3 separate regions of the Homo sapiens genome follow, and regions 2 and 3 are each linked to region 1. A link is a contact called in ENCODE Hi-C or POLR2A ChIA-PET data. All regions are on one chromosome and are shown on one strand. Each heading gives the region's core, a stretch centred on a gene start or an enhancer-like site at or near the end of the contact. The rest is flanking DNA. Distances are from core to core; before and after follow the strand shown. Region 1 overlaps NEDD4L (NEDD4 like E3 ubiquitin protein ligase). Region 2 overlaps NEDD4L (NEDD4 like E3 ubiquitin protein ligase). Region 3 has its middle 35 kb from the start of ATP8B1.

Region 1 (2,700 bases), core at 81-2,580:
TTAATCTTAAATTCCACATAAACTGAAATTTTGCTCATGTGCACCACATCTCAAGTGCTGTTGCCTTCATGCTCTTACACGAACTCTTCTAGATCAGAACATTCTCTTCTGCTTGTCTTCTCCTCCATAAGAGCAGGTGCAGAGCTGTGCTGAGTGGCTTGCAGAGCCAGTATGTGAATGGTGGTGATTCCTACTCATCTCCATTCACTCTAAGCAGTTTATCAAGATTCCTCATACAACTTTCGTACCTCCCAAATCAAAGTCTCATCAGAAATGCCCTGCCTAGTGCTCCTTCCCCACCCGTTCAGCATCTGTGATCTCTGCTCTGTCCCTTGGACGCCCTGGGCCTTGGCATACTGTGCCCGAGAACCGCTTCCACCCTCAATTCAAATGAGAGTTGCTGGGCAATCTTTCCTGCCTTCTACACACAATCCCCCACCCCAAATCCCAAATACACCCATGGGGATCTGAATGCAGCATGCCATCACCCATCTTATACGTAAAATGGGAAACAGAGCAAGACGTTCAGCTGGTGCATCTACACCTTTATCTCCGACGTTGCCAATTCCTCCAGCTAGCACCCAGATGAAAGGACCTCCCCCGAAGGGAGGATGCTGGTGGCAAGTCACAGGGCCTGCCCTGACTTCTGCCCCCTGCCATCCCCTCTTTTACTCACATCTGTAACTTGGTTCTTCCAAGATTTATTTACCTGGCTTGGAGTTGACACAAAGCTACAAAGAAAACCTAATATGTGGAATAACAGAGTCATGAGTTCCAGAGATGACACTTAATGGCTCAATGTGACATCCCTTACAAAAGCAAGAGTGATGGCCAGTGGGGAAGCAACACAGTTCCCAGGGCATGTAGTGGCTCAAGTCTTCTAAAAGCATGAAATGAGTCCCCTGTGGCATCTGGTTGCCAAAGGAGCTTCCACAGTCTCAGGCAATGTGAATAATGCTATTACATGTGCATTTACATTAAGACAAACTCTCATGCCACAGTGCAGATCACAGCAGTTAAGAAAGCAGGTTGAGGACTCCCACCTAAATGAAAACTCTGGCTTCTCCTTTTACTAGCTGCTAGAACATGGGCAAGCTATGAAACCTTTTTGAGAATCAAATGCCTCATCTATAAGATGGGGATAAAGCAAATACTTACTTACGCTCTAGGCTGCAGTGAAAATGAAATGAGTAAGTCCATGTAAAGCCCTGAGCAATGGTGCCAGGCACACAGGAAGCACTCAGTGAAGGGAGCAGGTACTGGTGACTCACCATTCTGCCAGCAGCCACTTTGCACTGGGCACCAGCACATACCAGCCCCCATCAGGAAATGTGCACAGTCCATCTCATCTTGTTTCATCTTCATTTTATTAATGAGGAACTGAGAGTCCAAGAAGGTTCAATCATTTGCTCAAGGACAAAGAAGTGCATATCAACTCAAGATCTGAGCGACTCCAAAGCCCAAGCTCTGTGCCCCCGATAACACTAAAGGGCTCTGGAACCTTCCCTCACTGTGCCAAATTCTGGTCACCACACTTTAGGAAAGGTACAGAGCAACTGGAACCTAGCCAGTGAAGAGCAAGTGCATGGTAGGTGGCAGCAGGAGGTCTGAGAAGAGTTGTTGTGGAAACACAGGCTCAACCTGGCTCTCTCTCAGCTTGCATGGTGGAAGGAAGGTTAGTGTGTGTAAAATGGACAAGAAGGCAGATTTCACCTCAAATTAAGGAAGGACATTTTAATCTCTGTTACTATTCCAAGGGTAGAAGTAAGGTGCTTCAGGAGGTAGTGAGTTCCCATCTGCAGGGATACTCAAACATCAGCTATAAGGTACTTCCTGGACAGGGGACCTGCTTGGTTGTTGGACTCAAAGACTTTTAGATTCTCATCCAAGCTAAGTCTACTATTTGAAGGTTGCTTTTGAAACAACATACTTCTATGAAAAAACTTCTACAGAAAGAACAAGCGACAAAGTCTGAAATCTCAAATGAAATAAAATAAATCACAGGTGTGGCCAGGTGCATTGGCTCGTGCCTGTAATCCCAGCACTTTGGGAGGCCAAGGTGGGTGGATCAATTGAGGTCAGGAATTCAAGTCCAGTCTGGCCAACATGGCGAATCCCCGCCTCTACTAAAAATACAAAAATTAGCCAGGCGTGGTGGTGCACACCTGCAGTCCCAGCTATTTGGGAGGCTGAGGCAGGAGAATCGCTTGAACCAGGAGGTGAAGGTTGCAGTGAGCCAAGATCGCACCGCTGCATTCCAGCCTGGGCAACAGAGTGAAACTCCGTTAAAAACAAATCATGGGTGTTATCTGGATAATATCACTGTGATGTGAAATGGTAATACACCGGAGAAAACGGAAGGAACCAACAAAAGCCCAGGAGTTCTCATACCAAAGAAAACAAGGAGGTTCTACCAGCTGCACTCAGATCTCATGGCCCAATGACAAAAACTTTTAAGGTCCCCCAAAGGCACATGTTAATTTACACTTATAGTAAAACCTCCTACTGGGTCCCTAAACTAGTCACATGTAGTTTCAACAAATCCATTCCCAAAGCAGTAAGCAAGACCGTAACACCAAAAGGAAGAATGAAGGTGAGGCTAACTAAGAACCACAGATAAAGCCCACCCTCTAAGAAAAGGAAGTTTGGGCTGGGCATGGTGGCTTATGCCGGTAATCCCAGCACTTTGGGAGGACGAGG
Region 2 (2,700 bases), core at 83-2,582, 210 kb before region 1:
AAAATAGAACCAGAGAATGTGATCTTTAGGAGGGACCTCAAAAGTCATTTAGTGCAACATACATCTTAGGCTTGTATCCTCATCCATCCCCTCTTTCAAGTGGTTGCTCACCCTGCTTAGCTTTGAACATCATCAGTGATGGGGAGCTAACTACATAATGGGTTTGTGGAAAGCGGATGGGTTTTGGACATATAGATGGCTAGTTTAAAATCCCATGTCTATCTAGAAGTAGCTGAACAACCAAAGGAAGGTTTCTCAATCACCAAAGGCCAATCTCATCCAAAGTGAGGATAAAAACCACTTTATCTTGCACAGTCATTGATATTACATGGGAAAATTAGATTCAACAAATGTTCTTTCTTTCTTTTTTAATTGAGACAGAGTCTTGTTATGTTGCCCAGGCTGAAGTGCAGTGTCACAAACATAGCTCACTGTAGCCTCAAACTCCTGGGTCCAAGCAATCCTCCCACTTCAGCCTCCTGAGTAGCTAAGACTACAGGCATGTACTACCACATCAGGCTAATTTTTTTTTTTTTTTTTTGTAGAGACAGGGTCTTGTCCAGGTGGTCTCAAAGTCCTGGGCTTAAGTGATCCTCCCACCTCGGCTTCCCAAAGTGCTGAGATTACAGGTATGAGCCACTGCCCCTGGCCAATAAATGTTACTTCTGACTAGGGTATCTCAAAGTCAGCATCATTAACATTTGGAGCTAGATAATTCTTTCCGTGAGGGCTGTCCTATGCTTCGTAAGGTATTTGGAAGCATCTCTGGCTTCTGCTCACTAGATATAGCAGCAACTCTCACCCCTCAGTTTTGTGCAATCCAAAACTGTCAAACGTCCCTGGGAGGCAGGTGTGGGGTCAGGGGGAAGAAGTGCTCCCAGTTGAGGACTACTGTCCAATCCTACTCCCTCCCCTCCACTCTGGAAGGTGTCCATTCCATCTTTGGGCAACTCTATAAGAATGTTCTAGTAATCTGGTGTTCATTTTTCTTTAACTCCTATCTCCTTGAAACATCAAAAGAAAAGTAATGTAAGTTTCTGTAACCAGAAAGTGGCAGGACTAGGATTTCAACCAGAATCTCTTCCATGCTAACACTCAAGAGTGAAACAGTTATTTGTTTCCACTATTTCTTAGTGGCTAATCTCTACCACGGGTCAGGATGGCTTAATTTGAAGAAAGTTACATCCTTATCCTCTAGCTGCTTTTCCTTTTGCCCCCAGAGTACTTAGAAAAAGATCAGCAAGCAAAGCTCCATGTACCAGAGTATTTCCTTATTAACGGGTAAAACAGAGAGTGTGACATAGTTCACTATGTGGCTGCCAGGGAAATCCCCAAGAAGCTGAGACCAAAGGCGGAGCTCCTTGCAAGACTGAGTTGTGTTTAAGATCAAGAGCAAAAGTTACACAGTTTCCAGAATAAGGAGCCAGGCTACATAGGGCTATTAATGGGAACACACAGTGGGGCTAGCATCAAAGCCAGGAAAGCCCAGGAACATGAGAGAGGAAATGTGAGGGTGCTTTAGAGAAAAGCCCAGAGGAGCAAAATGCCCCAAATATTCACTTCAATGTCGTGTCAAAAGCCTTCAACAATCAAACTACCAAAAACAATAAGAATGAGCATCCTAGGCACCAACCTTTGACTCTTTATGTCTCAAAACACAAGATCAACCTGGGAGAGAAAAGTTCCATTCATTACTCATGACTTTTTCCAAGAATCACTGTGTACATGGGCTACAATTCAAGTGCCCATGCTTGCAAGAAGTGGTTGTGCACCTCTGCCATTTGGAAAACCCACCAGGATGAGTCAAGTAAGGCCCCAGGAGCAGGGCTGCCCAGTGCTGACGGCAGGTGTCTACTTCACTTTTGCATTCTGATGCCTCTCTTGCCTCACCCTAGTCTCAGTCCTGAAATCCACTTCTGTTGCACTGCATGCCCTCTACTGACGACTACAAGGTAGAAGAGATGAGGAAAGCACTATCTCCAAGAAGTACATCACCTCGAAGCATGTGTTCAAAGTCACAGGTGGAGATCTGAAGTACGCCGTGGGAGGGGTCCTCCCAGGCCTGGGGCATGGAGCCTTGGGTACTGTTGCTTGCTGGGAAAGAGCTAGCTAAATGGGCACCAATCCTTCCCTGGACAAGGGTCCTCATCTGGAAAATGGGGCTAAGACCATCTGCGTGTTCTATTTCATAAACTGGTACATATCTCAGATGTCAGGGTATATGAAAGGCTGCTGCAAGTTACTATTGAATGTTATTAAGCTACTGTCAATATTTTAAATTGACTGTTGAGAAATAGGAGTAGTAGTGGGTCCCTGCCAAGGCTGGCCAACTGGAAAGCATACAGTTATTTTCAGAAAGCCAGTGGTTCAATTCATCTGGTCTCCAATGAAGGAACTGTTGTGTTGCAGAGTTCAGTGTGTGCAATTTGAGAAACCCTGTTCTATTCTGTGAGGACAAAGTATATGAACGAGCTTTAAAAAAAGTGGGATGGAATGTTAGAAAGTATCCCTTAAAAAATAATTTCATAAAGCAATGAAAGGTAGCATAAGGAGCAAGATGCAAGACTAAATAAGGCTAAAAAACGTGCTCTAACCTCAAAACGGGGACACTCTCTTGGGATTTTAGAAATGACTTCTTTTTTTCCCCTTTAAAACATTATCTAGTGGGAAGCTATTCACCAATGTGTATACATGATACAC
Region 3 (2,700 bases), core at 78-2,577, 250 kb after region 1:
AAGTGAATATTTTACTGCAAAGAATATTTTATTTTATACATCACTAGCCATGATTTTTTGCCATTAGTGATTATACAAATGCTGTCTAGTCCATTATCCAGATGACATAACCATTTTACGTCCACAATTCACTTCTACAGTTATAAGTAGAATTTTCGTGATTTACATAAGTACACATATCAGTGAAGATTTAATACTGAGATGCAATCTAACATCCGTAATATCTTGTGTTTTGTAGATGGCAGTGTAGGAGAGATATATTTTAATCACTTTTCATTTAAATGAACTTATGTAAAAAATAAACTAATAATTTAGCAGTTCCAAGTCTCCAAAGGGCATTTTCAAATGTCCATAAAATAAATGGTTACAGAAATGTTTAAGAAGCATCTTCATGTCCACATCCTGTTGTAACTGCTGTACCATTTTCTCTTCCAACTCCTTCCCTTTGCCTGCAAGACGGGCTTGGGTAAGATGGATGCTTTGCTTGACTTCTTTGATATCCTGAACTTTCTGTAGCTCTTTATTTTTCTTCAATCTGTTCATTATAAATTTAGCTTGGTGTTTCTGTTTGATCTCTTCAACTCTCTTCATTGCATCAATAGTTTTATTCCATAGCTCTCGCTGGTATTTGATAAGTTCATTTCTATGTTTGTCAAATTCAAATGAATTATCTACTGTAAGCTCTTTACCAGCTGCTTTCTGGAATGGTTTGGTCCGCCTAACTTTGCGAGGATTGCACTTCTTTTTAAAGTGTTTATGACATTTAGATTTACAAAATCCGAACACTTTGCAATCGTTGTGGATGAACAACATGTCATAGCCAGGGTAGATGGGCCCCGAACAGAAATAACACTTCTCGATGCGCATGTTGAACCCGTGTGGTTCCCCACTGACCACACGCTAAGCTTGAGAGCCCAACTACAATTTCTTTTTTGACTTTTCATTTTGAAATAATGATAGAGTCACCAGAAGGTTCAAAGAAAGTGTACAGGGAGGCCCAGTGTACCCTATACCTAGCCTCCTTCAGTGGTGGTAACATCTTGAATAATTACAGTACAAAATCAAAATCAGGAAATTGACATTGAAATGCTCCACAGAGCTGATTCAGATTTCATTGTTTTTATAAGCACACACGTGTGTACTTCTATACAATCTTATTACGAGTGTAGCTTCCTGTAACCACCAACACAATCGAGATACACAACTGTGCCATCACTACAAGGCTGCCTCATGCTGTAACTGCCCAGCGGGTTCACCCTGCTCACTGCCTAGACAGAGCTGTTTTATCAAGATAGGGGAATTTCTACAGAGAAAGAGTCATTCATGCAGAGCTGTCTGTGTGGGAGACCAGAGTTTCATTATTACTCAAATCAGTCTCCCTGAGCATTCGGGGATCAGAATTTTTTTTTTTCTTTTGAGACGGAGTCTCGCTCTGTCGCCTAGGCTGGAGTGCAGTGGCGCAATCTCGGCTCACTGCAAGCTCCGCCTCCCGGGTTCATGCCATTCTCCTGCCTCAGCCTCCCAAGTAGCTGGGACTATAGGCGCCTGCCACTGCGCCCGGCTGATTTTTTGTATTTTTAGTAGAGAGGGGGTTTCACCGTGTTAGCCAGGATGGTCTCGATCTCCTGACCTCGTGATCTGCCCACCTCGGCCTCCCAAAGTGCTGGGATTACAGGCTTGAGCCACTGTGCCTGGCCTATTTTTTTTTTTTTTTTTTTTGAGACAGAGTCTTGCTCTGCCGCCCAGGCTGAAGTGCAGTGACGCGATCTTTGCCCCCTGCAACCTCCGCCTCCGAGGTTCAAGCCATTCTCCTGCCTCAGCCTCCTGAATGGCTGGGATTATTGGCGCCTGCCATCACTCCCAGCTAATTTTTGTATTTTTTAGTAGTGACGGGGTTTTGACATGTTGGCCAGCCTGGTCTCAAACCCCTGACCTCAGGTGATCTGCCCGCCTTGGCCTCCCAAGGTGTTAGGATTACAGATGTGAGCCACTGTGCCTGGCCAAGTGTTTAGCTTTTTAAGAAACTGATATTTTCCAGAGTGGCTATGCTATTTACATTACTATAAATGTAGGGAAATAGATAATTTTCTCTCAATCTTTCATAATTCTTAGTTGGGATGGGCCACTGTAACAAAAAACAGATTAAAAAGAGACAAATAAACAGAAGATTATTAACATGTATACCTCGTGTAGTATACAGGGAGATACCCAGAGAAATTGGTAAATTTCAAAGAGGTGGCTTTGAACTCACACTTAAATGCCATGTCTGCTGAAACAAAAAGAAGGGTGTAGGGAAAGTTGATTATGCTCAGGAAAAACTGGCAAATAAGAGTAAGATTTGTTATGGAGATTTAAGTCAGTGCCTTCTCCATCAATAAAGGATAACTGTCTCCAGTGACTTAGAGTCATCCTGTCCTCCTGGGGTAATGTGGATGATAAGGTAACTTCCACTCTGTTTTCAGAGCTTCTCCTGTGGTTGCAGTTTCCCAAAATAATCAGCTCAAAATAGAGAGGGGAGAGGAGAGAAAGAGAAGGAGAGTTATCATAAGGAATTGGCTTATGTGATTGTGGAGGCCGAGAAGTCCCACCATCTGCCATCTGCAAGCTGGCAGCTGGGGAAAGCCAGGGGTATCATTCAATCTGAGTCCAAAGGCCTGAGAACCAGGGGAGCTGATGATGTAAACTGCAGTCTGAGGGAAG

What was found. A loop is a pair of places that touch in the nucleus more often than their neighbours do. ChIA-PET counts read pairs that join two places held with the same protein, here RNA polymerase II (POLR2A). Pooled maps may share reads with other maps.
Region 2: a loop to region 1 is called in a pooled map, with 2.9 times the contacts of the local background. The contact joins two enhancer-like sites. A Hi-C loop is called at or near these places in 2 of 50 pooled maps. POLR2A ChIA-PET finds 5 or more read pairs at or near these places in 2 of 52 experiments (WTC11 and naive thymus-derived CD4-positive, alpha-beta T cell).
Region 3: a pooled map shows a loop between it and region 1 (4-fold over the local background). The contact joins two enhancer-like sites. A Hi-C loop is called at or near these places in 2 of 37 single-sample maps with no recorded cell type and 4 of 50 pooled maps.

Annotation. Positions count from the first base shown.
Region 1 is chr18:58,090,086-58,092,785 of GRCh38, reverse strand. The region is part of intron 1 of NEDD4L (NEDD4 like E3 ubiquitin protein ligase); the gene reads right to left. Among named protein-coding and RNA genes, the nearest start is that of NEDD4L, 47 kb to the right of the region's middle. RefSeq lists enhancers at 1,443-1,592, 1,603-1,702. Within about 2 kb of position 1,330, at least 9 of the 41 ENCODE cell types and tissues checked have a DNase peak (open chromatin) inside an H3K27ac peak, as active enhancers do.
Region 2 is chr18:58,302,188-58,304,887 of GRCh38, reverse strand. All of the region lies in intron 5 of NEDD4L (NEDD4 like E3 ubiquitin protein ligase), which reads right to left. Among named protein-coding and RNA genes, the nearest start is that of MIR122HG, 140 kb to the left of the region's middle. Within about 2 kb of position 1,332, at least 3 of the 41 ENCODE cell types and tissues checked have a DNase peak (open chromatin) inside an H3K27ac peak, as active enhancers do.
Region 3 is chr18:57,836,643-57,839,342 of GRCh38, reverse strand. It overlaps the pseudogene RSL24D1P11. Among named protein-coding and RNA genes, the nearest start is that of ATP8B1, 35 kb to the right of the region's middle. Within about 2 kb of position 1,327, at least 3 of the 41 ENCODE cell types and tissues checked have a DNase peak (open chromatin) inside an H3K27ac peak, as active enhancers do.